Regions from separate parts of the Mus musculus genome. Here regions 1, 2, 3, 5, 6 and 7 are each linked to region 4. Evidence: chromatin loops called from intact Hi-C (ENCODE). Cell type or tissue: heart. All regions are shown on one strand. Links, peaks and the distances in the headings refer to the core of each region. The heading gives the core; the rest is flanking DNA. Region 1 overlaps Tmem114 (transmembrane protein 114). Region 2 has its middle 12 kb from the start of Gm30310. Region 3 has its middle 3.5 kb from the start of Gm5767. Region 4 has its middle 13 kb from the start of Gm23706. Region 5 holds the start of Tmem186 (transmembrane protein 186). Region 6 has its middle 2.8 kb from the start of Gm25805. Region 7 overlaps Pmm2 (phosphomannomutase 2).

Region 1 (4,465 bases), core at 191-4,190, 82 kb after region 4:
CGGAGCCACATCCCCAGAACCACCCTCTGAGCTTTCATACTGAGCCTTTAATCTCAGTGTTCAGGAGGCAGAGGCAGTGAAATGTCTGAGTTCGAGGCCAGCCTGGTCTGCAGAGTGAGTTCCAGGACAGCCCGGGCTACACAGAGAAACCCTGTCTTGAGAATCAAAACAAACAAAAGACGATGCACTTTTCCACATTGCCAGTACTGGAGTTACAGATGCTGCTGTTGCACCCCACTTTCTTTAAGCTTTCAAACTCAGGTCCCGATGTTTGTACAACAGGTGCTTAATGGACAGACCTATCTCTCCAGCCCCACCATGATTGGTGTTTTCCTTTCATGTACCGAGTCCCCAACTCACAGGCTCAGAGGATGGGCTATTTGTTGGCTCTCCATTTGACAGATGAGAAAACTGAGGTTGCAAAGCTACCCCCAGCTTGTTATGTTAGAACAGACACTGGAGCCCTGGGGATGGGAATGTGAGCAGCCGGTGCTCGGCCGATCCTGAGACACTGAGGGACACACGAGTGCCAGTGCGCCTGGTGGTTGAGGCTGTTGATTTGTTTAATGGCTTTTGAGGATTGTGTAGCACCGTGGTCTTGATGCTAATCCCTGTGTGCAGTCTATCAGCTCATCCACAGGGTGTACTGTCCGTGAGCTATTCATCTTTGTCTCTGGACTGTGGAGCTGGGCTCCTAGCAGACAGCATCTAGTCATCTGCTGAATTTAATATGCCCTGGGGGGAAGGGCCGAGGAGATGGTCTAGAGAGTAAAGAGCTTGTGGCTCAAGGGTGAGAATCCAAGTTCAAATCTCTAGCACCCGCAGAAAAGGTCAAAATTGAAAGGGCAATTTCCACCCATTCTACTATTTTTACAGATAGACCCCCAGATCACAGTCAGAGACTGCCTGTATGACAGGTTTAAAATCTTGTTCATTATCGTGTGTGGTGTGTGAACAGGTGTAGCACAGCCCACAGAGAGACCTGAGGACAGCTTTGTAGCCTTAGCTTTCTCCTCCTGTCTTCAGGCAAACATGGCCAGTGGTTTTGCCAATGGAGCCATCTCACTAACCCCTGTATTGCATTAATGTTTTATTGTTAAGATCACCAAGGGTTTGGGGTGTGGGATGAGATTAGATCCATGCCCCCCCTCCCAGGATAAAATGAGTCATGTGCCTTGAATTTATGATGTGTCTGTAATTTGGGACAGGACCAGGCAGAGGCAGAACATGAGTATAGGGTTTTGTTTTTGTTTTTCAAGACACAGTTTTTCTGTTTAACAGCCCTGGCTGTCCTGGAACTCATTTTGTAGACCAGGCTGGTCTTGAACTCACAGAGATCGGCATGCCTCTACCTCCCGAGTGGTGGGATTAAAGGAGTGTGCCACCACACCTGACCTTGTATGTTTTAAAAAATTAGTTAATTTCTCACACCTGGGAATGAAACCCAGGTCCCTGCAAGAGCAGCTCGTACTCTAAACCACTGAGCCATCTCTCCAGCCCCAGGTGTAGGGATTTTATAAGCTGTTCTTTCTCCACCGCCTCTGCTCACCACTTGTCACTGTCCTCAGCTAGAAGGGAACTAGATTTTCCCCCAGACTTGGTGGTGTTTATCTCTTAGACTTACTTGGTCCTTTGCATACTCATTAGAATAGCCGGCTCTTGAATCGGCACTGAGAGAATAAGTAAATAATACAACACTGCCCTCTAGGGGTTGCAGAGAGTAAGTGCAAAGATGCTCACAGTTCAGACCATGCATTCAGGAGTCTCCACGGTTCTTAACTACCACTAGAAGTAGTTGTGTAGACCTACTTTTGTGGGTACGTGGTAAACATATGTAAATGATTGGATGCTAGATATTAGTAACCCCCTGTGCCTGTTACCCTCTTCTCCTTAGCTATGCACGGGACATTCGTGATCTTATTGCCACTCAGTCTGATCGTGATGGTGTTTGGGGGGATGACCGGGTTCTTGAGCTTCCTCCTCCGAGCTCACCTCCTTCTGCTGCTCACCGGGATCCTCTTTCTCTTTGGAGGTAGGTGTACACCTGCCCGGGGCCTAGGCTCTACAGTTGTACTGATGGTGAACGCCGTGCTGTAAACCTCTTTAGGGGCAGGTCTCAGCTTCTCTAAGGGCTTCCCCCCATTGTGACAGTACAGTAGCTGGGAAAGGCAGTGGTTTTCAGCCTTAAGCTCCCCAGATCTCTGGTTCCAGGAAGGAAGAAGGACGGGGTAGGGCACAGCCTTAGGAGTCATCCCCAGCATCTCGCTGCAAAGCTGTGTCGTCTGCCACCTCTCTGTCTTGGTCTCCCAAGGATGGCCTTGGCTTCCGGTTTAGAGCTGTGGGCTGACACCCGCTGTCTTTGCTCCCTTCTGATGTGGGAAATCAGACTGACCAGGCACAGAAGGACACAGTGCACATGCATGGCTTCACTGGGTTCTCAGTAAGCAGAGCTCATGGTGAGACAGAACAGAGCCACAAGTAGAAGCAGCGGATGGGTCTGGGGACACGCCAGCTGTGTGGCACTCAGCTTCATTTAGCAGGCATAAGTTCAGGGATCTATTGTCCATTCTTGTGATTACAGTCAGTACCCATAGACCGTGTATCCATACGCCTTGCACTTGAATGTGGCCAAGAGGGTAGATTTTATGTGTTTCACTATAAAAAGAAGTTGTGTGAGTTGACCCATGTATTTAACAGTGTCTTAAGCTACTCCATGCACACACTTTACCGCCATGTGCATCATACTCTGAAAATGTGCAAGGTTTACTGCGAGAAAGTGACACACTTCAGGGCATGGCAGTACACACCCATCAGGCTGAGTGTTGATCTCAAGCTGAAGTCCAGATAATACCGTACAGTGTAACTTTTACAAACAGAAAACAATACCAAGTCAAGCCATACCTCTCAAACCCAAATCCAAACCACACCCTCCAAAAACCCAAACCCATCCTTAAACCAAACCTAACCAAACAAACTTAATCAACCACGTCCAAACCAAAGCCAGGTCAGCAGACACCGGCCGAGGCAGTTCTGTTTACATGACTGGCTACAGGCCTTGGGAAAGTGGGACCCACAGCCCAGATGGGTGCCCTCTGGCTCCCTGAATTACAAGGGAAAGAAAGACAGAGGCCTGGGAAATGGCTCAGCATGTAAGAACATTTGGTATGTAAGCAAGAGAACCCAGGTTAAGATCCCCCCAAACCATGGAACAATCCAGGCATGATTGTGTGTGTGTGTATGTGTGTGTGTGTGTGTATTGTGTATAGAATGAGAGGAAGGAAGGGGGAGGAAACAGGAGGGTGTTGCTAAAACTTCTCCCTAGAAAAGTTGTAAACCACATCTTTCCCCCTTCTTGGGTCCCAATGATTCACTGATTCAACGGAAGTTCACCAGGGGAACCTGTGAGTTTATGAGGCTTACAGGCAGAGCAGTGGGTGAGGCAGAGCATAGATGACCTTAAAGCAGCCACCCCAGGAGGTCTGCACCCACCCAGCATGTGTGATGACTCCCTGTGGCTGTGTAGATGAAGCCTACCCCTTTTCTCCCCTCCGGATCTCCTCCAACCCTTCCCACAAGCCCACAAAAAATTAGGGTAGAAATGCTTCTAATGGTGGTGGCTAGATCCTCAGGTGAGGGTGCTAAGACCCTCTCTGCCCCCTCCAGGCCAGCAGAACTCCTGATGTTGGCAGCAGTTTGGCTGGGAGGACAGACCTGCATAATGAGGGAGAGGGGAAGAGGAGAGAGACAGAGGAGGGAGAGGAAGGTAGGGGGAGGGAGATGAGGGAGGAGAAAGAGAAGAGAAAGAGGTGTATGTGAAGAAAATCCAGCTCTTATGTTAAAAGAATAGAAGTTTTTTTTTTTTTCTTTTTCTTTTTTCCTGGAGCTGACTATTAGTGACCATGGTCTGGGAACAGAGATTCAGGTCTTCCGTCTCCACAAATATCATGTTCCAATGAAGTAGAAATTCATGGAACGTTTTATGGCAACGAATAAAGAAAGCCATAAGTGGTCCATCGGTGGGTACATTTGGATAGGTGAGTTTAAGTAAGATGCGGAGAAGGCTGCTCTAGGGCTGGCTTGCTGACAGCCCGATAAGCCCTTTGGCGGGGACGGACAAATCTACATCATCGAAGTCTTAATCAACCCGCCTTGGCAGACATAGCTTCTTTCCAGGACTTCTCAGGCACAATGGAGAAGGATGGAGGCAGGAAGGACGGAGGAGGTGAGAGGAAGAGGAGTTGAAAGAAGAGTGAGGAAGGAAGCTGAGGGGGTGGAGGAGAGAAGGGGTGGGGGTTCAGGAGGGAACTGGGTGGAGGAGGAGGAGGAGCAGACCAAGAGGTCCTGAATGACTGTCCCTGTCTTTCCCTGCAGCCATGGTGACCCTCACTGGAATCAGCATCTACATTGCGTACTCAGCAGTTGCCTTCCGAGAGGCAGTATGCCTCCTGGAGGAGAGGGCCCTGCT
Region 2 (4,465 bases), core at 115-4,114, 380 kb before region 4:
ACCCAGACACAGGAACCCAGAGGTAATTGGAGTAGTTCAGCCTACCATTATAGAAGCCAGTGAGCGTGAGTGATCTTTAACTGTCATCCAAAGAGCCAGCAATCTGAGAAGACAGTAGGTTAACATCCTAAAAGATCAGTCTTCCATCTTATCTCCAGCTGGCAGGTGACAGGGGCAGAAAGGAGACAAAGGCAATCACTGCAGAGCTCTGCCCTACCTCTGTGATTAGGGGTCAGACACATTGCTGAGCCTATCCTCATGACCTGTGTTGCTTCCGTTGTTGCCCCGAGAGTCTTCCCTCTTTCTGTGGGTTTTTAGGCTCAGGCATTTCTGGAAACACTGAGTCTAGTTGCTTCTGGCTGGTACCATCTTTATACTCCCCCAGGGGTATCTGGGCTGGGAGTGGTTAACTCAGAACAACCCAGCTATGGACAGAGGAAGGTCTCTAAGCTGTTGATAACTTGTGTGCGCAGATGCGGATCCCTTTTCGTAATATGGAATACAAGAGTGTCTCTATAACAGAGACTGTGAAAGTGCCCCTATCACAACCACAGCCACATCTGCACCAGGCCATGGGGATAAGTCTCTCTTCTACACTCTGCCCGGTATAACAAGGACAAGAGTGCACCAGGTGGATAGAGGAGGAGACACAAGTGGTGATCAGGCCTGATCCTGGAGATCAGAGAAGCACTTGGGATGGAAGGCTACCTGCTCTGGACGCTCTTAAGTACTGTCTCCCACAGTCCCTGCCCAGGCAGACCCTAGCATTCCCTGCATTCATCAGTACCAGCCGGTTCCTCTCATGCAGAGTACTGTGTGGGGTGTGGAGGATGGAATAAGAAAAGAAGAGGGATTCCCCCCCCCCAAAAAAAAGAAGAATGGCTGCACCTTATGGTGGCTGCCGTACTAATGCACTGTGGGCGTAAAAAGTGTCTACAGGGAGTGTCACACTTAGTCCGCTCCTATTTGTTACACTTTATTGTGATAAAACACCTGACAAGATAACACAAAGAAGGAAGGGGAGAGAGGGCTTATTTTGGTTTACAGTTTTGTCATCGAGAGGAAGTCATGGCAGCAGGAGGTGGTGCATCTGGTCACATGTCCACAGTCAGGACACAGAGAGATGATGCGGGTGCTCAGCTCACATTCTCCTTTTTAGTTGATCTGGGACTAGAACTGATGGAATGGCACCACTCATATTTAGGGTGGTTCTTCCCACCTCAATTTACCTAATCTAGGTAACCCCTCACATGCATATCCAGAAATCTGCTTATATGGTGATTCTGAGATACATCAAGTTGACAGTCAAGGTGTAGTGGCTGTTCCTGGTTGTCAACTATATTTGGAATGAACTACAATCCAGAATTGGAAGGCTCACCAGTGACCCTCATCTGGAGGCTGGGAGATAGAAGTTTCTGATCTGGATCTTGGTATGGAGATCTTGAGGCGTAGTGGCTATGGATTCCAGAAGACAGGGAGATCTCCGAGTTCAAGGTCATCTGGGATTAAAGGTGTGGTAGCACACACCTTTAATCTGGCCTACACCTTCTACTGGAGACCATATACTGACATTGGAAGAAGGGAGTCTTGCTCCTGCTCTTTCGCCTGCTTGCTGTGTGGGACCGAGCAACTGCTAGATCCTTCCATTCACAGCTGCTGCTGAACCATTGTTGCGAATTGGACTGCAAGTTGTAAGTCACCAATAAAGTCCTTTACTATATTGAGACTATCCATAAGTTCTGGGACTCTAGAGAACCCTGACTAATACACAAGGTAAACCATCAAGGTGAATTAGCTTAGGATTCTCTAAGTTAACCCTAGATTTAAGTAACTTCGCTCACTAATTTTTTTAGGCAGTCTCAAGGAGACCGGGCTAGCCTCAAATTCTATACATAGCCAAGGATTGCCTGGATTTCCTGATCTTCCTGCCTCCACTTCTCAAGGGCAGCTATAAAAGGCTCCAAACTTCAATTCAGTCCTACGTCGGTTGTACCCCTCTGCAGACCCAAGCCCCCTACAAGACTTTGTTCCACCAACCTCTGCCTTCACTAACCCATAAACTCTACAGAGGTCGAAGCAACACCCTGCCCTAAAATCTTCAGACACTGTACCACAAAGGGTCTTTCTAGTGCTAACCTACTCAGAGGCTTCTAGGAAACAGGTGATCCTCCAAGAGGTCATGCCTGTAACAGCAGGGATCCCCTGAGGCTGGAGACCAGTGATCTGGTGAAGTACAAGGATCAGAGGCTCTGAGGCCCAGTGGCCTCTAGATGGCAGTGTCCAGCCAGAAACAGGAGCAATCTGATAAACAGGGAACCCAGAAAAGGGGGTGGGCGGACACAAAAGAACCTGGGGCTGTTCAGAGACCCAAAGGCACTATCAGGGAACCAGTCAGCACCTACTAATGAGCCCCATGAAGAGAGGAAGAGGGTTTGAATCATCAGTAAGATACTATGGAGCATTTATTGAAACCCTGCTCACTGTCACTACTTGGAACACTTCCATGCCTCATGGGATGTTCTTCCATAGCATAAATGAACTGATGTGTTTAATTAGACCTTTGTTGAACGTATTTGGGCTCTTTCTTTCCACTTCTACATCAGGTGATACACACCTGATACCACTGCATAAAGACCAGCTTCCATCATTATTTCTTTGGAATGTCAGGGCAGAAATTAGATGACAGGATCAAAGGCTAAGGTCCACTTGTTTTCGTTTGGGTTTGTTGAGACAGGGTACCACTAGGGAAGCAAGAGCCACCCTCAGGCTGGCATGAACCACACCACCAGGCATATTTGTTGACTGCTCGATTGAAAACAGTCTCACGATACAGGGAGCTTCTCTGGCCTCGAATTCACAGCAACCTGTCACACCTCTCATTTCCAGGGGCTCTGCTTTTAAATTTCTAGTTCCCAACAAGATAGAGCAGAAACAGAAGTTGTCTGCTTATATTTCTAGTTCTAAACCCCATTCACACCCTGGCTTCACTGTGCAACACCACTTTTTCACTGATGGACAAGAATCAGTGTCTGTGGACCAGGAAAGTAGATTTCTCATTCTTTCATTGTGTGTGCATGTGTGCACACGTGTGCACAGGAGTTGGGGGGAGGGTGGTGCTGCCGTACCCATTGGGCTTTCACATGAGTTCTGAGGCCCATGGTTTGCTCACTAGACCATTTCTGTAGCCCCAAACTGGTCCTTGTCATAACTCCATTTCCCTGAGCTCATATTATGAATGGAACTTTACATTCATGCCATGTTTTAGAAAAATATTGTCTATTTCCTCTGTGTTTATAAATATGTACATACTGGGGCTGGAGAGGTGGCTCAGCAGTTAAGAGTACCAGATGTTCTTTCAGAGGACCCAAGTTCAATTCCCAGCACCCACATGGCAGCTCACAACCGTCTGTAGCTCCAGTTCCAGGGATCTGATGCTCTTTCCTCTCCTCGCCAAACATCAGGCACACACAGTACACAGACATAAGCACACTTACACACAGAAAGCAACACACACCAACCTTGAACTCCTCTACTTCCTAGGTAGGGATCACATGTATTTGACACTGCGGCAGGTTCTATGCAATGTTCCATACTGCTACCAAATGAGCAATATTCCCAGCCCTGTGAGTACTATTCTGAGTCCTGAGGTTGTTAAATTTATGTAAGCCTAAATATAACTTAAAATAGAAACCATAATTACAACTTACAGTCAAGAAAGCTGAGGCAGGAAGTTAACTAGGTTGGTTCAAGGTCACACAACTCATTAAATGCTGGAGTCAGGATTCAAATCCTGCAGTTTATCTCCAGAGACGGAATCTGAACATTGAGTCATGCACGTTTCATACTTCTGATCTGCATAATGTTGTTTTAACATTCTACATGAGGCTTCTATCTTGATGTGTATGAGTGTGCCCATTCATGAGTGGAGGGTAGGGATCAGAGAGCAGCTCTGATGTCAGCCCTCACCTTCTAACTTGTTTGAAATAGGGACTTTTTTTTTCTCTCTTGCATATATCCAGACTGCCTCAAGCTTCCAGGTCCTCTCAGTATTGACATGGAAACTTCTAGTTCTTTGGGAAGTTATGTCAAATGTTTTGCTGGGGCATCCTGCTAAAGCAAACACATGAAAGACTGTTTTCCTGAAGCAGCCACAGGTAAAAGGATGTTTGGATATAGCAACACATGAAAGGACCTGTGATGAGGGAGTATAAACGCCACAGACAGTGGGAGATGAGCACTGGGCTTTTGTTTGGTTTGCTCTGCCTCGCTATTCTTTGCTAAAGATTCACATGTATTGGCCTGCCTTACGCCTTACATGGTGTGCAGCCATTGAGAGAAACTGCTCATAAGGTTCCTGTGGTGGCTTGCTGCCTATGTGACCTGACTTTAAGCTGGCTGGCGAGCCTGGTGGATTCTTCAGAATTGAAGTATAGCTGTGGGTTCGTGCCTGGTGTCTGCTTGCTGA
Region 3 (4,465 bases), core at 258-4,257, 180 kb before region 4:
CATACAAAGTTCTGTCTCAAAACAACAAACAGGCTTAGTTTGTAGAGTAATTGCCAAGCACAAAGCCTGGGGTTCGATCTTCAGCAGGACATAAGCTAAATGTGGTGACATGTACCTATAAACCAGCATCAGAGAGGTGGAGGTGGGAGGGTCAGGAGTTCAAGGTCATCTTCAACTACATAGTGGGTTCAAGGCCAGCTTATGCTATAGGAGACACTGTCTAAAAAAATAATAAAATCTAGTCACATGGTCTACACCTACATACTCACAAACCTGTGTGTGCCTTCTCGGAGTCCAGTCAGCCTCCCCTGCTGGTTTAGCTCCAGGAACCCAGGGAGAGCTTACCTCTCCTTAACTCTGTTCCTTACCATGCATCTGAAGGATGGGTATAATTGCAACCTTGGTGGGGGTTTTATATATTTGTGAGATAGGGCTGGAACTTGCTCTGTAACCTAGGCTGGCCAGGCACTCACAGTCTTCCTGCCCTAGATTCTAAGTGCAGAAGCCCTTCTCCCAGTGGGCTTCTCTAAGAGTGGCACCACACCCAGTATTCTCAGTGCTGGGGATCTGCCCAGGGCTTTGTGCATTCAAGATAAGCGCTCTACCCACTGAGCCACATCTCTAGCATGGGCAGTTGGCCAATGCCCGGCCGTCTTTTGCTATAAGGAACTTAAGCATCCAAAAACTTGGGTGGTGGCAGTCATGAAAGTAATCCATCTCAGGCCCCTGGAAACAGCTGTGTGACCGTGCTGATGAGGGTGGGATTAAGGTGGAAGAGCAGTGAACTGCTCACTGCACAATCATTTCAGTATCTCTGCACATCTGAATATTGTAAATTAGGTTTAAGGTTAACGTACAAAGTGAATGGGCATTTGAAGTTCATGGTGTTGCTAGACAGGCTCAAACTTGTTACACAGCTGAAAGTGATGAGCTCTTGTCCCCCTGCCTCTGATTCCTAAGTGCTGGGATTATGGGTCTACACCACCACAACTGTTTCTATGTGGTTGCGAGGCTGGAACCCAGGGTCTTGTGCACATCCAGTGTTCTCAGTTTCATGTTTCTTGCTGTGATAAATACCCTAACACGAGAAACTTGAAGGGCAGGGTTTGCTTCAGCTTCAAGTTCAAGGGACAGTCCACCACGGCAGAGAAGTCAGGGTGGCTTGAAAGGGCTGGACAGCTTAAGTCTACAGCAAGGAAAACTGACACCCACTGTGACGCTCAGCCCTTTGTGTCTGCAGCTCACAGCTTGGGATCCTGCCAGGGCACACAGGGCACGGTCGCCACCCACTGTGGGCTGGACTTTCCACCCCAGTCAAGGTAATCAAGATAATTTCCCAGTAAATAAAACTAGTAGGATGTCATCTGTGTTGGTTTTGTTTTGCTTTGCTTTTGGTTTTTTTAAAAATATTAATTTATTTTATTTTATGTATATGAGTACACTGTAGCTGTACAGATGGTTGTGAGCCTTTATGTAGTTGTTGGGAATTGAAATTTTTAGGACCTCTGCTTGCTCTAATCAACCCTGATCAACCCTGTTCCCTCCAGTCGGCCCTGTTCCCTCTGGCCCAAAGATTTACTTATTATTATATGTAAGTACACTGTAGCTGACTTCAGTAGCACCAGAAGAGGGCGTCAGATCTCATTATGGTGGTTGTGAGCCACCATGTGGTTGCTGGCATTTGAACTCAGGACCTTCAGTAGAGCAGTCAGTGCTCTTACCTGCTGAGCCATTTCGCCAGCTCGCTTTTTGTTTTGTTTGTTTTGTTTTGTTTTGTTTTTTTTTAAGACAGGGTTTCTCTGTGTAGCCATGGGTGTCCTGGAACTCCCTCTGTAGACCAGGCCTTGAACTCAGATGTCTGCCTGCCTCTGCCTCCTGAGTGCTGGGATTAAAGGCGTTCGCCACCACTGCTATCCGGATGCCAGTTTTAGATCACCGTTTTCATTCATTTGTTTTGTTTTAGACAGAGTCTTGTGGGGCCCAGGCTCCCCTTGATTTGTGCTGATCTTTCTGTCTCAGCCTCCGAGTGCTGAATTACAGTTTTTTACCCTGCCTGGAGTCCTCTGGATGCCATGGTCTGAGGCCTAGGGTTCTTATGTCCACTGGAATGTCGCTTCTTGGGATAGAAATAGGGGCTGCCTGCTCTAAGGATCCTGTTCTTGACACGGGGTCACACAGGTCTCAGGCTGGCCTCAGACAGAGATTACAGGCAGGCTAGCACCTGGCTGTGTGTAGTGCTGGGGATTTAACCCAGGGCTTCGTGAATGCTACACAAGCACTTACAGACTGAGCTAGATCCAGTGCAAGGATTTTGAGGATCTCATTCCCTCTGACACAGGCTTGGGTTTCATGAGATGGGTATGAACTGGGAAGTATGAATGAACTATGGAATTATGAATGAAGGGAGGGTGTGCCCTGACAATTCTAACCCTCAACCACCAGGGGGAGACCAGCATGCCATAAATCGGCCTAGGACTTCATTTGCCTTGATGGTAAGTCCCACTCTCACCCAGTAACCCTCAGACAAGGCTGGGAGAGGTAAGGATTCATAAGAGGGGTCAAGAAGCCAGCCCAAAGTCACGAGCTAGATCTCAGCCTGCTAAGGCTGCTTAACCCCATCTTTCAGCCTGCTCATTCTTTCTCCCAGGAGGACCCAGTGCGCGCTGGGGAATGAGAAAGAAGGACTCCGGAAAGTGCTATAACCATCGCACAGGGCACACTGTGTGGGCTGGGTATAGGAGGGGCTACAGAAGGTCAGGGAGGACTCCCCTGGGGAGCACCAATGAGATGGCTCAGCATGGGGAAAATATGTATAGTCCAGAGCAAGCACTGGGTCTCTTCAGAGGAAAGAACACTGAGCTATAATAACTAGAGGGGAGGTACCTGGGGAGATCTGGAGGACAGAGTTCCAGCAGAGGGGACAGGGTGGAAAGGCTCTAAAATGAGATGGGGCATCGTGGTACATGCATGTCTTTAATCCCAGCACTCAGGAGGCAGAGGCAAGCGATCTCCATCTCCATGAGTTTGTCAGCCTGGTAGTTATCAGCAAGTTCCAGACCTGCCAGGGCTACATATGGGGAGCTTGAAAAACAAACCAAAAAAGCCTTAAGATGCCACTGTACTGGAGTACAGAGAGGGATATGTGTTTGGACTAGGACTCTGTTCTTAGATGACATGTTGCCTTGCAAAGGGCTAAGCACAGGTAGGTGACCACCTGGGAGGAAGTGGCTCCAACAGAGAAAAGGTGATTCATGTCCTGCGTGTGTGTGTGTGTGTGTGTGTGTGTGTTGGGGGTGGGGGGCTTTGTCCTCAATGGCTCAAGGAAGTCACGCTTTGGTGAATCCTAGGAACCCAAGTTCAACTCCTGATATGTGGACTGATGGGAGAGGTGCACTAAATCACCACTGTGTGCACAAGGAGAGTGTAGCATCCTGGTCATAATAAGACTCAGACCCTGGTAGCCACGGTTCATCCTAGGACCACACTGAGAAGTGTATCAAATGTGGTTGAAAAAGCAGTAGGGGTTGGCCAGATGGTTTAGCAGGTAAAGGTGCTTGCGGCCAAGCCCAATAACTTGAATTCAATCCCTGGCCACATATGCTCACTCACCTAACACACAAAATAAAAATGTAATAAAAAGCAAACCGCCATCATCATCTGTGGGGAACCAGACTGGGTGTGTGCCAGCGTCTGCCTACACACGGGCGTGTCCACAGTGCAGACACCCTCCCAATGCAGGCGCTGACCACACTGTTCCTCTTGCATATGAAGAGCCTCAGGAGACCAGATTCCCCACCTGCCACCCGTCCCCTGCTCCATGTTCCTGCCTTCACTCAGCTGGACTGGACCCTTCTCACCCTGGTCACCAAACTCTTCAAGAGATGCGGTACCTTTAAAATAATCAGAGAGGGCTGGTGAGATGGCTCAGTGGGTAAGAGCACCCGACTGCTCTTCTGAAGGTCCAGAGTTCAAATCCCAGCAACCACATGGTGGCTCACAACCATCCGTAACGAGAGCTGACTCCCTCTTCTGGAGTGTCTGAAGACAGCTACAATGTACTTACATATAATAAATAAATCTTTAAAAAAATAAAATAAAATAAAATAATCAGAGAGACTCAGGCATGGTGCCATATGCCTGTGATCCTGATATATGGGAGGCTGGATCAAGAGAATCACAACTTTGAGGTCATCATCAGCTACTGAACTGATCAAGGCCAGCCTGGGCTATATGAGACCCCGTCTCAAATAGAGGCTCAGAGTGGGCGGAGGCTTCCATGTAAGCCTGGTGACCTGGAGCCCACGTAAAGGTGGGAGTTGTTCTCTACCCTCCAGAGCATGCGTGGTACAAGCACCCACCACCAATCTCCCTCTCTCTGCCCCCCGCACCCCCCTACACACACATGAGAATTTGAGGAATGCTAGGCATGGTGGTACATGCTTGCAATCTCAGAACTCAGGATGCT
Region 4 (4,465 bases), core at 261-4,260:
AGGTGCACAATGCTCTGGCCACTCCTTGAACCTGTGTGTCTGCCAATGTTCTGACCAGGTGTGTGCCCATTGCTGCACCTTCATTAGACTCTCCTTGTACCCCTCCCATACCCATTTCTCGAGAATAGACATTGTTTCGATCTGGAAATCCCCTACTCTCCCCCTTCTCCTTTCCCCACTGAGGGCCTATAAAAACTGGGACCTCTTTCCCCTCGAGGTCGACTCCTCTACCCCTGTGTGGGATATAAGTTGTCCCCAGAGCTCTGGCTTTCCCCGAATAAAGCCTCATGTGGTTTGCAACAAGCTCGGTCTATCGTGAGTTCTTGGGTGTCTGCTATTGTCCTGAGGCCTGAGCGAGGGGCTCCTCTCGGAGTCTTTCAACAGTAGTGATGGTCGTGGTGGTGATAAGGATGGTGGTGGTGGTGGTGTAAGCTACCATGTCTTAAGTCCTTCTGCTGCAGCTCACATGCTAGATACTGTGGTCGCATTACCAAATGCAACCTTGACAAGGCCAGGGCACTGAGAGAAGGCAGGGTGGGCTTGAGTTTGGATGCCAGGAGCTAGGCTCTAGTTACCGAGCTTCACTTCTCAGGAAACCCCAGAGGAAAAGGACATGGGAGAGCGCTTGCTCTGTCTTTTGCCCTAGCATCAGGCCACCAACTGCAGAGCCTTTTCCAGGTTACCTCTGAAGCTGGAGATTCTACCATCTGCTTGTGGGACTTGGTTTGAGACACTGCAGCTCTAACCAGAGGTGTGGGGAAACTCTGCTAATTAAGGTTGAAGTCTACCATTGATCGGATGGCCTTTTGGGTCTCGGAGCATAACAGGGGACTCCCTTCATTAGTGGGCCTTCTCCTTCTCTGACCATGTCTGGGAAATTCTAAGCCCCCACATACACCTCTACCTGAGGAATGTTACATAGCCTCAATTAGATCACAGGATCAATTTCTGTTCTCCTGATAAGAACCTGCCCAGCCAGCACTTGAGATTCCCAAAATGCTTCCCCATGCTAATGAGGCATTTTGGTACTCAAAGGCCCACCCAATGACTTTTGCCTATCCTGGATGTTCCTACCTTCAGTCCCCCAAAACTTTATAAGCTTTGAATCATCCTAAGTAAAGTTGATCTGGCTCCTGATAGCTGGCCCCGGTGTGGTCATTCCTGTACACACTCACAGAACTTCCAAATCCTCTTCCCCCTGTTGTCTCTGCTTCCACTGCCCTTGTGGACCATGGACTGTGTGGCGGATGATCCACCAGAGTGGGAACCACCACACAAAGGCTCCCACCTTTCAAACTTAGTTGTTTCCTGAATTCCAAAAAAGTAAGAAAAAGGCTGGGACCACACCTTATTCTTGGCAGGACTAGCCCTTCTACTCATCCTAGGACTGGAATAGCCAGATCTCCACTTGGCCCCTGACTTCCTGCTTCCTTCCCTGCAGCCAGAATGAAGAAAACACTGGACTTTTGCTTTCAAGATGATAGACTAAGGTTTAAACTGCGTACTTGCTATTTCTGAGCCCCATGACCTTGGTTAGCCCATGAAAGCCTATGGGCCTTGGCTTATGAGTATCTTAAATGGATATAGAATCTGGGGATGTAGCTTAGAGGTAGTGTGTTGTTTAGTCTGTATAAAGCCCTGGGTGCCATTCCCAATACTGCCAGAAATAAAATAGGTAAAGAGTTATAATACTCAGATAATTGAGACCAACAGTCGGTAAATGCTTAAGTCTTGAGGGTGTGATTTGAGTGCTAAGATACATAGAGCTATTGTCCAACAACTGTATGGTGTGATCATGTCCCTGAAGGAATCTCAAGAGTCCTTGGGGACTCACTTTGGAGTGGTTGTCAAGGTCAAAACCTCCAGATGCCTTACACAGGCACCCCACTGGTGATTCATGAAGTTAGGATGCCACCTTGTGGTGAGAGGTGTTACAGGCGGGGATACAGGCGAGGATACTGGATGTTCTCCAGCCTTGGACCTCAGAGGAGGAATCTCATCTCTAGGAGTCTTTCCCTGGTGATCTCAGAGGTGGGATCAAGAACAAAGATGAGGGCTAGGACTACAGTTCTGTTGCTTGAAGGCCCGCTTAGAACCCAAGAAGCCCTCACTTCCATCCCTAGCACCACACAAACTAGATGTGCTGGTGGGTATGATCCTGGCACTCGGGAGGTGGAGGCAGAGGGATTATAACTTTAAGGTCATCTTCAGCTATCTAATGAGTTTGAGGCCAGCTTAAGCTACACGAGGCTTTGTCTTTAAAAATGAGAGATAACACACCTCAAAGTCTCCCTTATCCATGAAGGACGAGACAGCAAAACGTTCACCAAAGAACATGAGAACTCAGGGATTTTTATAGGTAAAGGGGTTGGGGCAAAATGCTGAGGCACAAGCAGTATGAGACATAAACCCAGCAAATGTCCTACAGAGTTTCCATGGGAACTATCACCCAGTGCAGAAAAACAGCTTGTGGCTTTAGTTTTTATGGTGTTGTAAAACTCACACATTCTAATCAACAATGTATAAAAACATTCTTGTCAAGGTCTTGGTCTAAGGTCACCTTGCACCTCACCTCTTTGCGCTCCCTGACATGATGCATGGGTAGCTGCTCTTCAGTTAACTGTGAAGTCTCCTCAGACCTGCTGTTAAGTTGAAAATACGTCAACAGAAAGCACTTAGTACCACCTAATTCCCAACATCCTAACAGTGTAGCAAAACAACATGTCAATAGCCCCAAGGTGAACCTTAAATCACCCAATGAAGAAAGACCCTCATGGTGCCATGGAGAAAGGAGTCTTACTTTTATACAAAGGAATTTGATGCTAAGAGGCCTGGGCACTGCCAGAGGCCACCTGGGTGGTATGCAGTAGATCTAGGACTAGGACCTGAGTTCCTGAGTTGGTATTATCACTAAGATAGGGTCTATTGTAGGCTGACCTTGAACTTGCTCTGTGGCAGAGGCTGGCCTTGGTCTTCTAGTCTTCCTGTTTTCATCTCTCAGATGCTGGGATGGTAGGTACAGATGTGCACATCATGATACACACACACGTTTTTGGGGATATGTGTTCATATTGAGGCCAGAGGTCAACCTTGAGTTTGTTCCACAGGACAGCACCTAGCATGGTTTTCTTCTTTAAATTTTACCAGTTTATTCTCTCTCCCCCATCCTCCCTCCCCATGTATCTATTTATGTATGTGGGCACAAATGTGCCATGCATGGCATATATGTGGAAGTCAAGAGGACATCCTCCAGGAGTTGGGTCTCTCCTTCTACCTTGTGGTTCCTTGGGGATTAAACTCAGCAAACTCAGGCATCTTTACCTGTTAAGTCATCTCACTGGTCCATAGCTTGTTTATTTTAATATTTAATATTTAATTTTTATACTACAAGTGCTTGAGTTATGGAAGGTTGTGAAATGTTGGGAATGCAACCCAGGTCCCCTGTAAGAGCCGTCAGTGATCTTGGGCCTCTGAACCATCTTTCCAACCTTGTTTTTTTGAAACGGTCTCTCATTGGCCTGAAACTCAACAAGCAGGCTAGGGTGTCTGGCCCAAGAGCCCCAAAGATCCTTGTGCCTCTGCTTCCTCAGACTTGGGCTTACAAGCGAGTGCCACCATGCCTGGGGACCAAACTCACAAGCGAGTGCCACCATGCCTGGGGACCAAACTCACAAGCGAGTGCCACCATGCCTGGGGACCAAACTCACAAGCGAGTGCCACCATGCCTGGGGACCAAACTCACAAGCGAGTGCCACCATGCCTGGGGACCAAACTCACAAGCGAGTGCCACCATGCCTGGGGACCAAACTCAGGTCCTCACGCTTATACAGTACCGAGCCTTCATTGTTGTCGAGACAGGTTCTCATGTAGCTGGGGCTAGCCTCAGGCTTACTCTGTAGTCAGAGTTGATTGTCTCCCCTCCCCCTTTCCCAGTGCTGGGATTAAAGGCAGGTGCTCAGTTTCATGCAGTGCTGGAGGCTAAACTCAAGGCTTTCTGCACCAGCAATGACACACTGCAGCCTTGGTGTTGCCCACGTGCTCTGGACCAGCGTCACGGACCACTTCATGGGCAGAGTTAATTGCCGAGTGAGGCCCTGTCTAGGAACCAGGTTAGAAATGGTAGCATCGGGACCCCTGCTGATTCTCATCTGAGAAGCTGGGGGGAGGGGGCAGCACCATGCTTTGTTGATTTGAACAACCTTTTCTGTTCAGGCTATGGGTGAGCAGACTCATCATCTCCTTGGGCCATAAATTTCTCAGTAAATGTTAGACTGTGTCAAGAGAAGAATTGAGTCCAATGACCTGGGTTAATTACCTAGCATGTATCTCAATGGTCTGAAGATTCTGAAATCTCATCGCTTCTGGCAGAGGCTCTCTGGAGGCTGTAAAACAGAGTCTGAACTGGGACAGGAAGCTCTGATAGCGCTGCGGATTACAGCCAAGATGAATTCTGGGCTGCGTCAGG
Region 5 (4,465 bases), core at 202-4,201, 140 kb before region 4:
CTTAGGTCCTTGAAGCACAGCTGCCGTAAGAAACGGAGGTGCCACGTCTTAATAGTTTTACTTCAGTTTCCTTATGGTAGAATGGTAGCAGCTGGACAGTAAATGCCTTTATTCTCAGCACTCAGAAGGCAGAGGCAGAGGCAGGGGGATCTCCATGAGTTCGAGGCCAGCATGGTCTACAGAGATAATTCAAGGACAGGCAAAGCTACACCAAGAATCCCTGCCTTGAAAAAACAAAAAACCAGCAGGGCAGTGGTGGCACACGCCTTTAATCCCAGCACTCGGGAGGCAGAGACAGGCGGATTTCTGAGTTCGAGGCCAGCCTGGTCTACAGAGTGAGTTCCAGGACAGCCAGGACTATACAGAGAAACCCTGTCTCGAAAAAAACAAAACACAAAGATCTATTCCACAGCCTGGTAAAGTACTTGGTCAAAAGCTATGACTCAGGAGCTCACAGGCACTATGGGGAAACCTACTAGTGTTCTTTTTGTTAAATGGAAATCTTGTCAAATTGCCTTCTAAATATTTATGTTTATATCCATAGATTAATGCCACTCTCAAGCCTGGTAAGAAAAGTTTCTCTTTGTAGTGGCAGTGGTCAATGCAGACGCATACCTGGACAAAGTGCTAAGAATAAGTGCCCTTTATCAACCCTGTCCAGGCTCAGGGGACAGAAAGAATGTAAGAGCCAGAGGACGGGGAGGAGCGTGGCGAATGAAATGCTGTCTTCTGGACATTATATGGCTGTTGCCTGCATGAATTCAGCAACTGTGGTTCCCTGCACAAGATCAAGTCAGTTAACATTCCAGCATGGGTGATATGTTGCCCATCACTTGGGGTGTGTTAGTGTGTAGCACTAACTGGACTTAGTGAGGTATTAAAATAAGAATTTTAAAAAGGACATGAAAATGGAAGAGGGATGTGTGAGTAGGTGTTCCCCAGAGGGAGCACAGGAAGGTTGGGGGTGAATATGATCAGATACACTGTACACATGTAATTGCAAAGGAATAAAAAAATTAAAAAGATAAGACTCACATATCTAAGGTTACACACACTTAACATGGGCTTCTGGAACAGTCCACGAAATCTAAAAGGAGTGGGGCAGAGACACCCAAGCTATTTAAGCCCAGTGTCAAGTTTGAGTGATTTCTGCTCAACCACGAATTTGTGTATAGGAGGCAGAAAGAATGTCATCACCACAACGAAACCACACAAACTTATCTTTGGCCCTAACAGCAAAATCTGTTAGCGGAACAAAGTCCCATTGGATCCTTGATCCTTTCAGCAAACAGCCTATTACTACCTGGGTCCCCATTGCTGCAGGGGCTCACTTTTGAGGCCTGATCTGGCGAGGAACTGTCATGAATTTCAGTGATCCTCACCAAAACATCCCAAGCAACAGGCAATGCCCCAGTTAAAGTGGCTTCAAGGGCTCCGAGAAAGATTTGCTGAAGGTCAGACGACTGAGAACCTGCCTTTGGTATATTAGAAGAGACAGCCAAAGGTGACAGGGCTGGGGAGGCGAAACAGCAGGTCAGAGGGCCGAGGCTGGAGTTCAAGCCAGGTCACCAGCCCCGAGGGCCCGAGAAGAAACTCAGGCCCGAACTTTCAGACTCTGAACACGTTTCCTACTCGGAAGGTTTTTTGGGGGCCCCCTCCCTGCGCACCCCACTCAGGACCCCGCTCAGGACTCGCGTCTCCTGGTTCCCGGACAGTCGTTACCGCGGTCTAGGGCAGCAAGGGCTCTGCTCCACCACCGCGAGCCTCCCGGGCGCCGCCTACCTGCCGCGGGGCAGTCAGGGTCCCATCCATGTCGAAGAGACAGAGAGTGGCCATTTCTCCAGTCAGAAACCTCGACCGCACCAGGAACTCTACCCGGAACTCTACCCGGAACTTCCGGGTCCGCTCCGAGCCCTGGAGTTCCAAGGCACCATGGGAAGATTCCCTAATGGTTCACAGAACACCGGTGGCGGTTACAAAATTTGAACTACAGTTCCCAAGCCATAGTAATTTTTTTTTTTTTTTTTGAATTAGCGCATGCGGGTTTTTAACCGCCCGCGCATGCGCCCTTCAACTTTCCGGTGACAAGTACAGCGTGCGTCCTGTAGCAGGCGGCGGGCTCATGGTAGGAATGTCAGGAGGGAACGCGCTCCCCGTCCCCGGTCGGGTCTAGGACTGGCAGGCAGGACGCCTGGGCTGACCATTCGGGAAACCGGCCAGTGGAAGGCCAGAGTCTATTAGCTTGGGCTGTTTTCCTGCTTTGTCCCGGGCCCTTGGGTCACGTGGACGGTCTGCGTCGCTGCCACTTCGTACGTACACACCCGGTTCAGAGCTTAAGAGCCGTGTCTCCCTCAGCGTATTCTGAGGTTTTCTTTGGAAGGGTGAAGAAGGATGCACAGCTAGTGTCCTCTTGACTCCAAAGCCCAGAATCTGCTCACTCCAGAGAACCACAGGCAGTGTGTTGAGGGCCTCCGTGCCTCACGTCTCTGCTTCCTTCCCAGACAGGTTAATGATACAAAGAGGTTCTCTGGCCGCGCAAGGCACTCGGAGAACTGCAGAGGTCCTGTGATAAGTACCCCACGGCTTTGTTGTGTGGGGTTCTGACACCGATTGATTTACCCCTTAAGGAAGGGCGGTCCTTCAAGTCCGCTGTTGCCCGGTCTCTAGTGAATAGCTGAAACGACAGGTTTTCTATGTTCATTTAGACCTGCCTAGGAGGAAGGGCCCGTCCGAGCTCCAGACTGCCCGTGTTTCCCTGTACTTGGGGCTGTGAGGTGGGGTGGGGGAGGGCTTAGGTTCTTAAAAATGTTTTTGTTGTTTTGTTTTAATCTTGTGTGTTTAGTTTGTGTGCATATGCTTGTGCTTTGGCATACGGGGCTCCAGGACGTACTGCGTGAGTAATTTCTCTTCCTTCACCGTGTTGGCCTGAGGGATCAAATTCAAGTTACCCGGTTTGGTACCAAGCACCTGTACTAGATGGGCTATCTCACTAACTGCGACTAGGGTTTTGTTTGTTTAGTTGTAAAAATGGGAGAAGGTACCTATTTAGAATAGAATTCCACCAAAAAAAAAAAAAAATTAAGTGTCTGGCTTTATCACTTTCCTCTGGAAGTCATGGTGACTTTCCAGGAGCGGTTGAAGCCCTTCTGGGAGATGCTTTGTCTTGTTCATTGTGTGATTAGCATGGGTGACTTCTGAAATGAACCTCTCTCTTCCAGGCTTTCCTCCTTCGAGTCGTGCCAAGGTTGCAGGGGCCCACTGCATGGAGGAGGCCTCTACAGGGACTATGGTGCTGCTCTGGGCAGGGGGATTCCAAAAGGTGGGTGGGGAGCAGGTCTCCCCACTCACGGGAGAAGTCACCAGGCACCGAGACCGAAACATTCCATACAATCTACCGGTTCCGAGCCATCCGAGCAATTGGGTTCCTCTCGCGGCTGAAGTTGGCCCAGACAGCTGTGACTGTGGTGGCCCTGCCCCCGGGCTTCTATTGCTACTCACAAGGCCTCATGACCCTCAGTTCACTGTGCCTTCTGGGTGGGGTCGCCAGCTTTGCCCTGGCCATGCTCTGTTGGATGAGCCACTTCTTCCGGAGACTGGTGGGCATCCTGTATGTGAACGAGTCGGGCACCCTGCTCCGAGTGGCCCACCTGACCTTCTGGGGCTGGCGGCAGGACACGTACTGTGCCGTGTCAGACATGATACCCCTGTCAGAATCCCAGGAACGGGTTCAGGATGTGTTTGTACGCATCCAGCAGTACAGTGGCAAGCAGACCTTCTACCTCACCTTACGCTATGGCCGAATCCTGGACAGGGAACGGTTCGCACAAGTGTTCGGAACTCTGGCCACACTGAAGAACAGCAAGTAGGCCTCTCATAGCCCTCGTTACACTTGGATTTTAGACAGAAGGCCTAGGACATGGATGAGACAAAGCTAATACCAGGGACTGGGCTGGTGCTCACTTTGTAGAATGCTTGTTTAGTGTGCAGGATGTGAAGCCCTGGGTTCAGACCCTAGCACTGCATAGAACAAGGCATGGCTATGCCTGCCTGTACTCAGAACTGGTGACACAGGCAGGTGGAGAAAAAGTTCAAGGTTGTTTTGGCCCAAAAAGGAAGCTTTAGGAAAAAGCCCTTAGTGGAACATAGGACATCCCATCATATAGTGGCGAGAAGTTTCTGTGAAGAGGCAGTTGTTGGAGGAGTGCTATGCCAAGGTCACTAAGGCAGACCGCTGCTGTAAAGCTGGGAGGCAGGAGGGTTGGCAGAGGAGCACAGGATGTGGGGTCTGGGGACTTGGGTTCTGCTGAGCCTTAGCTCCTTGACAAGTTTCTGAACCTTGAATTGCATTGTGAGATGGAAAACCCTTCTCATGGGAACGGGTATGGCTAGGACTTTGTGACAGAGCTCTTGCCTAGCATGTATAAGGTCCTAAGTTCCATCCCCAGCACCACAGAACAGGCAAAAC
Region 6 (4,465 bases), core at 208-4,207, 280 kb before region 4:
AGCTTAGTTCTCGCCAGACCAAAAAGGATCCTGGCTTTGGCTTCTGATACATTTCCCAGGAGCCCCCTCTGCTGGACTGTCGTCACTTTCCAGCTCACAGCAGAGACGCAAAGATGTTATAAAGGGATGTGGCTGGAGTCAACAAAGGCATCCTACCTTCAAGCAGGTGCAGCATGCCCCCAATGAACACAATTGTGGGGCAGGGAGTGCGGGGTGGGGGGGAGAGGGAGTGGGAGAAAACCCCTGTCCCATCAGAGTTCTGATGCTCTGGGCGGGCGGACTCGGAAGGACTGTCTTTCCCCGCGCTTTCCCCACAGCCCCGCGTGGGTGTCTGGGTGTGAAGCCACTGGCCCCAGCTCGGCGGGTGGTGGACAAGGGGTAGTCCTAGGCACCAGGTTCTCAGCCATCGGACCTGGTGCTGAAGGAAGGAGAGGGCCGGGGGAGAGGGAGGCGCTGGGTGGTTCCCACGTGGGTAAGAGACCTTGGTCTGGTCAGTGGCTGGAGCGCAGGAAGGCCTTCTAACGGGAGGTTAGATGCGGCTGGTTATGGGAAAGCCTATCCCATTGTTGAAGCATAGTGGGCCTTGATGAGCAGAGACAGTCTCCGAGCTTTGTTGTAGGAAGGTAGGGAGAAAGAAGGTAGAAAGAGGGAGGCTGTCCATGGCCGCGTGGAGGGGGGTGGGGGGGAGGGAGAGAGAGGAGGGCTAGAGATGAGAGTAAGGATGGTGAGAGCTTAAAGAGTGAGGAGGGGCCAAGCAGCTCCTTTTATAGTGGGCTAGGCTATCTTGCTGTTGCCAGGTAACTGGGGGTGGAGTCTAGCCAGAATGCCAGGAGCTTGGGACTTTGCCTGACTTATAGACACAGAATCATGGAGTTGGGGACTCTGTGGTGTCAGGCACCTGACTCTGGGAACGTGGCTCGCTTTTCCGTCTCTTGTAGAGTTTTCTACTGGGTTGCCGGAGCAAGCCTCATTCAACCAAAATAGACTGCCTATCGTGGCCTCCCCCTCCCCTCCCCTCCCCTCCCCTCTCTCTCTCTCTCTCTCTCTCTCTCTCTCTCTCTTCTCTCTGTTATTTGAGACTAGAGAGATGGCTCAGTAGGAACGCCTGCTTCTTTCCCAGAGGACCTGGATTTGGTTTCCAGCACCCACAGCAGGTGGCTTGCATCCCCAATTCTAAAGAATTAGAATTAGAGTCTTCTTTGGGACTTTCACACATGTGCTGTACATAAACTCATGTAGACACATACTTATGTAAAAATGAACACATAAATGCCTAAGAAAGATGGGTTTACTTTCTTCTCTGTGACTGCCTGTTTGCCTGTACACGTGCTTTTTCGGTTTTTGTTTGTTTGTTTTTGGTTTTTCGAGACAGGGTTTCTCTGTATAGCCCTGGCTGTCTTGGAACTCACTTTGAAGACCAGAGCATGTTGGATCCCTTGGAACTGGAGTTGTAGAGGGCTCTGAGCCAGAACTGAACTGTAGCAAATGCTCTTAACCCATCTCTTCAGAACCCCGTTTTTCTTTTACTCTTCCCTACCCTGCTCCCCAGACAGGGTCTCAGTATGTAGCTCTGACTATCCTTGAACTCACCGTAGAACTCACAGAGATCCTCCAGAGCACTAAGACTAAAGGCATGAGCCACTACACCTGGCTCCCCTTTCTTTTTTTAATTGTGTGGGGAGGGAGTGTACAGCGGTGATCCCCTTGCTTCAGTTTCTCAGGTAGCTGAGACTAAATGTGCATCATTCTTTGGAATGAGGTGCCTGACCGGAGCTTTCCCCATTCCTCAGCTTTCTATTTTTTTTTTTTCTCCAAGATTTATTTATTATATGTAAGTACACTGTAGCTGTCCTCAGATACTCCAGAAGAGGGCATCAGATTTCATTACGGATGGTTGTGAGCCACCATGTGGTTGCTGGGATTTGAACTCGGGACCTTCGGAAGAGCAGTCGGCACTCTTAACCACTGAGCCATCTCGCTAGCCCTCAGCTTTCTATTTTTACCCGGTAATGTCCAAGTGTAAGAGACCATCATACCTCATCTCCCTGAGCTAGTCCTTCCTCCAAGTGACCACTAGAGGGCACAGGGACTGTGAGCTGAGGCTGAGCTTCGGGCCAACCCCGGGGGCAGGTGCCAGACAGAGTACTGAGCTTTCAGAAATAGAGCAGAGAAGGCCCTGCCTTATTGAACCCTAGGGAAACCAGGTCTGCAGGTAATTTTCCCTACGTCCCAGCGCTTCATGACCTTTAAGACAGGCAGTTGTCTGGGTGCATGCACACGTGGAAGTTCAGGGGGACCAGAAAAGCACCCAGGGTTCTGCAGTCCCTAGCCTTGACCCCAAAAGGCAGCTTGAAACCTCAGGGTCCTTTTCCAGACAGCCTGGCTGTATCTGAAAGCCCACAGGTAGGTACATTACAGGCTAGAATAACATTGTAATGTATCAGGCCGAGCTTCCTGAACAAGTTGGGTTTCCATTTACTGTAAACAATCCTGCTTGTCCAGTGAGCCACAGGCTGAAAGGAGGAAGAGGAACAGGCGTGCTGTGAGTGCTCAGCAACTGGATGAGGCTCAGTGGCAGCCTGGCTGTAGCTGGAACAGACAGGGCCTCCCAGAGAAGCCTGTGGGGAGCCTGTTTAGAGGTTGCCCCGTAAATACCAAGGGACTACAGACCTGGGCTAGGATCCAGCTCCATCTACCTGCACTCTAGTCACTCCGCTCCCAGGCTTCAACATATTTCATCTTGGACATGGGCATGCAGCTCAATGGGTAGGGCACTTGCATAGCACACAGGAAACCCTGGGCTCTCTCCTCAACACCACAGGAACTGTACATTGGGGTACATACCTGTAATCCCAGTACCTGGAAGGTGGAGCTCAAGGTCAACTGGATCCAATGAGACCCTGCCTCATAAGGGGTGGGGGGGGACTTGGCAGCAGAAAAAAGACAGCTCCTCCTGCCCTGTTGCCCTTAGCTCTACTCCCTCAGACTGCCCTCTGAACTGGTCCATTTGCACACTACAACGTGTGCTTGAGCCCACGCACACAATCAGTAGGCAGTTGTGTGGTCCCTGCCTATAATCTTTGGTCTGCAGATATAGGAGGCAGAGGCAGAAGGACCAGAAATTCAATGTCACCCTAAGGAACACAGTGAGTGTGAGGCCAGCCTAGGCTACAAGAGACCCTGCCTGACGCAAAGGAACAAATATGTGAAGAAACAAATGGAAGACGAGTCTGTGATGGGCTGGCAAGTGGGCTCCACAGCAAAGACCCCTGCCCTCATGCATGACAGCATGTGTCCAGTCCCCAGGGCCCACGGTGCAGGGAGAGAGCTGGCTCCCACAAATTGCCCTCAGACTCCACAGTTGTATAAATAAGTAAATAAAATATAAGTTTAAAATATTAAAGATAAGCCTGTTTGCTTCCAGCTGGGTTTCCTGAGCTTCAGGCAGCAGCGGGATGAAGGGAGGTGAGTGTGCCCAGAATGTAATTCATTTTAAAGTCTTAGCATAAGGAAGTGGGTGGCAGTGCAGTGGAAAAGCAAACCAGAAAAAGGAAACCAAAAAATGAACGACGTAGAAAAACAATGACAGCGGCTTCTCCTTCCTCCTCTTCCTCTCTTCTTCCTCCTCTTCTTCCTTGCTATGCTCCAAGGTCCAAGGCCTAGAGTCAAATGTCTGTTTGCATTGTTTTTGGACGTAAGGCGCAGTTCCGTAGCCCAGGCTTGGAACTCTGGATCCTCCTGCCTCTCCTACTGTGTTACGGGTGGGGTGTGTGCTACCACACCCTGAGGAGTCTCAGATGCCAACAGGAGATGGCTGACTATGCAAAGTAATAGATATTCACTGAGCTCCAGTTTGCATATAGAATAGCGGCATTTACAACTATAGCCTCATTGGCTGAGTGACCTGAAACTGGTCACTTACATCTTCTGTGCCTTGGTTTCTCCTCTTGTTAATAAGGGATAACAGTAACTATGAAAGAATGAATGTTAGCAGCTATCCTGGTACTCTGGAGGCTGGGTCAGGAGGTTGCCTGGAGGCCGGCCTGGGTTTCACAGTAGTTTCAGGCCAGCCTAGTCAACTAAGCAAGATCCTGTCAAATCAAAACCTGACCCAGAGAAGCAAGAAGGAAGGGGCTGGAGAAATGGTGCAGCAGTTAACAGCACTTGCTGTTCCTCTTAAGGAAGGACCTAAGTTCAGTTCCCAGGAGCCACTCCAGGAAGCTCACGACCACGTGTAACCCCCGCCCCAGGGCTCTCAGCCCCAATTCTAAACCATGGGATTACGTTTTTTGGTTTTTTTGCTTTTTGTTTTTCGAGACAGGGTTTCTCTGTATAGCCCTGGCTGTCCTGGAACTCACTTTGTAGACCAGGCTGGCCTTGAACTCAGAAATCCTCCTGCCTCTGCCTCCCGAGTGCTGGGATTAAAGGCATGAGCCACCACTGCCTGGCGATTTTATTTTTTATT
Region 7 (4,465 bases), core at 271-4,270, 150 kb before region 4:
CCTTGAATATTCTAGGCAAACAAAGCATGAGTTATTTGATACAACAGGAAGTACTTTCAAACGGCTCATGGCACATGCAGCTATCCTGCTAACACTGCAGAAGGCACCGGCTGACCTAGCAGGGACAATGACACACCCGGATGTCCTTTCCCCTCGTTCTCTTTTCTGCTGGTGAGAAACATTAGGTAAAACACTGTGCCTCCGTCAGAGGCCGTCTCAGCTTCAGCACTCAGGAACCTGGACCTCTTTCACAGCTCCTCGGAACCTGGGCCTCTTTCACAGCTCCTCGGAAGGGCCAGAGAGCTCAGTGCGGCGGCTCTTAGTGCTAAGTACAGCTTCTCTTTCACAGCCCCTGCCTGGGTGAGTGGCCTGCTCTAGCTTTGGCTATTGTAATAGGCACGCTGGACTCCAGCAGCTTTAAAAGGCCATTATAAAGATGCAGTCACTATCTGGAACAAGCCACAGCTGCACAGGCAAAATTCAAATTTAACAAAGAACACACTGTGAAGATTCCCTCCCTCCTGCCCAGAGGCAATCCATCCTTATCTCACACAGTGTGCTCTTCTCTGGTCTGTTTACTTTATTCTTTATAAACGGGACTCTCATTAAGCTGCCCAGGTTGGTCTTGAACTCACTTTCTAGCCCAGGTACCTAAGATGCCTGGCTGTCCCAGGAGGGCTGGCTTACTTATGGCGCAGTAGCAGTCATCCAGAATGGGCTGCATTTGTAAAAACTTACCTGCTTACACAATAGCTTCCCATCTTTGTACGCTACCAAGCCATTCTCTGGAAACACATAATCGTATTTCTCAACCACTACAACCAAAACAAGATAAAGCTGAGGGTGCGTTGAATAGAAACCTGCCTTTCTCTTCCTTCCTCAACACCCACCACCAAGGACCTGGCTAAGCACCTAAGACCTTGGCAGCCCTTCTCGTCCAGAGGCTGGGGACTGCCACAGCAGCTTTGGCTGTAAGCCTGAGGGATGACAAATGAGCTGCGGGTGGACCCTGCCTCCAGCCTGTAAGGTAAGATGCTGGCCCATGCCTGCTTCCAACTGCCATGAATTAGCACCAGGAACAAAGTGGAAAGGACACAACCACACTCTGCTCTCAGGCTTGCCAGAGCAGAACTGCTAGGCTCCATTTGTTTTTTGTTTTTGTTTTTTAAATATTTATTATTTTTGGCTAGGCCATGGTGGGGCGTGCCTTTAATCCCAGCACTCAAGAGGCAAAAGCAGTTGAATCTCTGAGTTCGAGGTCAGCCTGGGGTACACAGAGAAACAAACAAAACCCAAATACATCCACATATTATTTTGTGAACACATGTACACATCATGGTGTTCATGGAGGCGGGGTCAGTTCTCTCCTGTGCGGGTTCTGAGTACTGAACTTGTGCTGTTAATTGCTTTTACCCACTGAGCAATCTCCCAGACCCCAAAATATTTTTTTTATAAAAAAATAAAAATTTAAATACTGTTTTAAAAGATGATTCTTACACTCATTTCGACTGGAAGACTAGCATATAACCCACAAAAGATCTGCCTGCTACTGCTTCCCCAGTGCTGGACTAAAGGCACGTGCTCCGGTGCCTGCTTGTTTGTTTTTGAGACAGGCCCTCATGAAGCCCATGCTGGCCTGGATCTCATTACACAGTCTAGCGCGTCCTCAGGCCCACAGCAAGTCCCCAGAGTGCTAAGGTTACAGGCGTGTCCACTAGCCCTGATGGATGATGCCAGGTGAGCTCTCAACTGGCTTCCAGGTGAATGTTAACTCTTGTTATCCTCCCTGAAGCACAGTTCTGCTACAGTGACAGAAAACCTCTCAGAGCATGTTCTTAACTACAGCACTGGAGCCAGGGATGGCAAACACCTCTGTGACAGGATTTCTTGGGCTGAATATGCCTCTTAATGTTGCTGTGAGTGTTTCTAAAGTGAGTACCTCCGAGGAAGATGAAGTGGCATGTGTCCTGCAGATGCAGAGACGACTTCCAGTGATCTGACCCACAGACTTGCACTTTCAGATAAGACATGCTGAGTCCCAACCATGGCAATGTGATCCCCAGGACACACCTGGCAATGTCTGGAGACAGCCTGGGCTGTTACACTGGCTGAGTATGTGTGTGTGTGCACTCTACTGGCACCTAGTGGAGAGGCAAGAGATGGCCTGAAGCCTGCTACAGTGAACTATCCTGTCTAATATGTCCTTAGTACTAACCTGACTCTGGGACAACAGTGAGGTTTCTGTCTGTTTTAACCTCATGTCAGTTTTTAAAGGAAAAAAAAAATGTATTCTATGTGTATGAGTGGTTTATCTGCATGTATGTGTGTGCACCTTATGGGACTGGAATTACAGATAGTTGTGAGCTGCCATGTGGGTCCTCCATAGGAGCAGCAAGTGCTGTTAACTGCTAAGCCATCTCTCCAGCCTTGGCTTTTTAGCTTTCTGAAGACAGGGTTTCACTCTGTATTCCCGTCTGATCTCAAAACTCCAGACTCCCTTGTCTCAGCTGCCCAGGTGCCTGGTTCACAGACATTCCACACTACAACAGGTAGTGAAGAACTCTGTTTGTCAATCTCTCTGCTCACTGCTTCTCACAGACTAGCTACCCCAGAGACCCTGGGAAAACAGAGATAAATAACAGTCTGCAACATAGACTTAAGTTTAGTCTTTAAGACAGTGCTCTCTCTACCAGCAGGTCAGGCACCAGAATTTTGGGAGGGGACACTTGCGAAAACATGATATCCAGGTCCTAGAGACCCACTGTTTCACCATCTCCAAGAAAGAGGCCAGAAGACTCTCCAGCTAATGCCTGTCACTCCAGCACCCGGGAAGTGGAGACAGGAGATGAGTTTGAGCCCAGCCTGGGCTACAGAATTACACCCTATCTCAAAGGTTCTCTAGCTTGCCAGTCCTGTGTGTGAAGACTGGTGCTAGGGGAATCTAGTGCCTCTCATGACTAGGGAACCCTGGAATACACCGGGTCAGAGCAACAGGGACAATGTACTGAGACCAGAGGTATCTCCTTATCTGAGTGTGTGTGTGGGGGGGGTGACAGCCAGGAGGTGGGGCCTGGGCTGAAGTGACAGAGAAGTGACAAGGTTCCGCAAGCACAGACACAGGCATGCACACACGGCAGGGAGAGTCTATCTGTACACCTGAGGGAAGGGTCTGTCAGAGATCACAGAACTTACTTTTATATGACTAAAGCAAAGGCCAAATAAGGGCAAAGAAAATGTTTTCCCAGAGAAGGCAGAAAGTGTGCTCCATGGGTGATGGTGGCAGGTCTCAGTATCCTCAGCATTAGTCGTGGGCCGGAGTACAGTCAGCACTTACCATCATTTCCCAGTTGCTCTTGCAGTTTCTCAAAATCTGACCCACCTACCACTCCAATTTTGGTCTTCTGCCTCAATTTTTGTAGAAAGCCATCCATTTCTTCTGTAATTTTCTACATATCAGGAAGGAAAACAGGAAGATTTTGAGTCACATAATCAAATGAAAACTGCAAACTAATCCAGCCTACCCTGAATCAGCAAGCTAATTTGCCTCACACAAGCCCAGCGGTATTACTAGGCCTGTAGAAAAATTTAAATATTTAGTTATTATTTGGGGCTATTAACCTTTTTTGTTTTTTTTTCCCCTTTCCCCACTTTCTTGTGTGTTCGTTTTCTTTTGAGTTTGGGTTGTGTTATACTGCCTGGGCTAACCTTGAACTCCTGGCTAAAGAACACCCCCATCTTGGGGGTAGCAGTACCACGCTCCTTTGTTCCAGGTACCTGTCAGTCTGTTATCCCTCTGTCCCCACAGGAGCAGATAATGTATGGTTATGGAGCTATTCTGTCCTGGGTTATGACTTGCTTTTTTTATTCTGTGTTGTGGTGACCTTTTTATACATAGATTTAGCTTATTCTTTTTTGTTGGTTTTCTTTGAATATATGTCTGTATACCACATGCATGCAGTTGCCTGAGGGCAGAAGTGGGCACCAGATCATCTGGAACCAGAGTTACATATGGTTGTAGCTACTTTGTGGATGCTGGGTCCTCTGGAAGAGCAGCCAGTGCTTTTAACCACAGCACCATCTCTCCAGCCCCATAATCGTTTGTTTTTTAAAGGTGTCACAAGCCTGCAATACCAGTGTTTGGGAAATGGGAGCAGGAAGATCAGGAATTCAAGGCTACTTGGATTTCCTAAAAATGTCTTTTAACAGACAAACAAACAACTAGGGGTCTGTGCTGGCTAGATTTATGTCAACTAGGCACAAACCACAGCCAGTCATCTGAGAGGAAGAAATCTCAACTGAGAAAATGCATGCATAAGATCGGGCTGTGGGCCAGCCTGTAGAGCATTTTCTTAATTAGTGATTGACGGGAGAGGGCCCAGTTCTTTGTGGGTGGGGCCGTCCCTGGGTTGGTGGTTGTAGGTTCTATAAGAAAGCAGGCAAAGCGTGGAGCACGCTAGTAAGCAGC

The links. Peaks named below come from ENCODE experiments on the same cell type or tissue, not always from the same donor. Only the 100,000 strongest peaks of a DNase experiment are listed, where the experiment ranks them.
Region 1: it touches region 4 in a loop (3-fold over the local background); 35 of 42 quality-filtered maps call a loop at or near these places.
Region 2: it touches region 4 in a loop (5-fold over the local background); 19 of 42 quality-filtered maps call a loop at or near these places.
Region 3: it touches region 4 in a loop (7-fold over the local background); 40 of 42 quality-filtered maps call a loop at or near these places.
Region 5: a loop joins it to region 4, with 2.8 times the contacts of the local background. A loop is called at or near these places in 17 of 42 quality-filtered maps.
Region 6: it touches region 4 in a loop (2.9-fold over the local background); 11 of 42 quality-filtered maps call a loop at or near these places.
Region 7: it touches region 4 in a loop (6-fold over the local background); 17 of 42 quality-filtered maps call a loop at or near these places.

The regions. Positions count from the first base shown.
Region 1 is chr16:8,409,668-8,414,132 of GRCm38, reverse strand. It overlaps Tmem114 (transmembrane protein 114), which reads left to right. Exons shown (of 4, transcript NM_029070.2): 3 at 1,895-2,032; 4 at 4,372-4,465. Among named protein-coding and RNA genes, the nearest start is that of Gm24579, 9.1 kb to the right of the region's middle. In heart, for the core only: a CTCF peak has its summit at 1,717 (motif pointing left); no DNase peak of the experiment used is centred there; H3K27me3 peaks cover 1,961 bases.
Region 2 is chr16:8,867,719-8,872,183 of GRCm38, reverse strand. No RefSeq gene overlaps it. Among named protein-coding and RNA genes, the nearest start is that of Gm30310, 12 kb to the left of the region's middle. In heart, for the core only: a CTCF peak has its summit at 2,265 (motif pointing right); a DNase peak (open chromatin) is centred at 2,253.
Region 3 is chr16:8,674,999-8,679,463 of GRCm38, reverse strand. No RefSeq gene overlaps it. Among named protein-coding and RNA genes, the nearest start is that of Gm5767, 3.5 kb to the left of the region's middle. In heart, for the core only: a CTCF peak has its summit at 2,435 (motif pointing right); a DNase peak (open chromatin) is centred at 2,506.
Region 4 is chr16:8,491,899-8,496,363 of GRCm38, reverse strand. No RefSeq gene overlaps it. Among named protein-coding and RNA genes, the nearest start is that of Gm23706, 13 kb to the right of the region's middle. In heart, for the core only: a CTCF peak has its summit at 1,913 (motif pointing left); a DNase peak (open chromatin) is centred at 1,910; H3K27ac peaks cover 570 bases.
Region 5 is chr16:8,635,146-8,639,610 of GRCm38, reverse strand. It overlaps Tmem186 (transmembrane protein 186), which reads left to right and starts at 1,900. Exons shown (of 2, transcript NM_025708.5): 1 at 1,900-2,125; 2 at 3,219-4,465. The coding sequence starts at 2,123. The coding sequence ends at 3,866. Pmm2 (phosphomannomutase 2) reads right to left here and starts at 1,904. Exons shown (of 9, transcript NM_016881.3): 1 at 1,783-1,904. The coding sequence starts at 1,836. In heart, for the core only: a CTCF peak has its summit at 1,782; a DNase peak (open chromatin) is centred at 1,920; H3K4me3 peaks cover 2,987 bases; H3K27ac peaks cover 2,913 bases.
Region 6 is chr16:8,766,877-8,771,341 of GRCm38, reverse strand. No RefSeq gene overlaps it. Among named protein-coding and RNA genes, the nearest start is that of Gm25805, 2.8 kb to the right of the region's middle. In heart, for the core only: CTCF peaks have their summits at 1,868 (motif pointing right) and 2,073 (motif pointing right); a DNase peak (open chromatin) is centred at 2,071; H3K27ac peaks cover 778 bases.
Region 7 is chr16:8,641,719-8,646,183 of GRCm38, reverse strand. It overlaps Pmm2 (phosphomannomutase 2), which reads right to left. Exons shown (of 9, transcript NM_016881.3): 2 at 3,335-3,446; 3 at 739-815; 4 at 1-11. Among named protein-coding and RNA genes, the nearest start is that of Tmem186, 6.2 kb to the right of the region's middle. In heart, for the core only: a CTCF peak has its summit at 2,156 (motif pointing left); no DNase peak of the experiment used is centred there.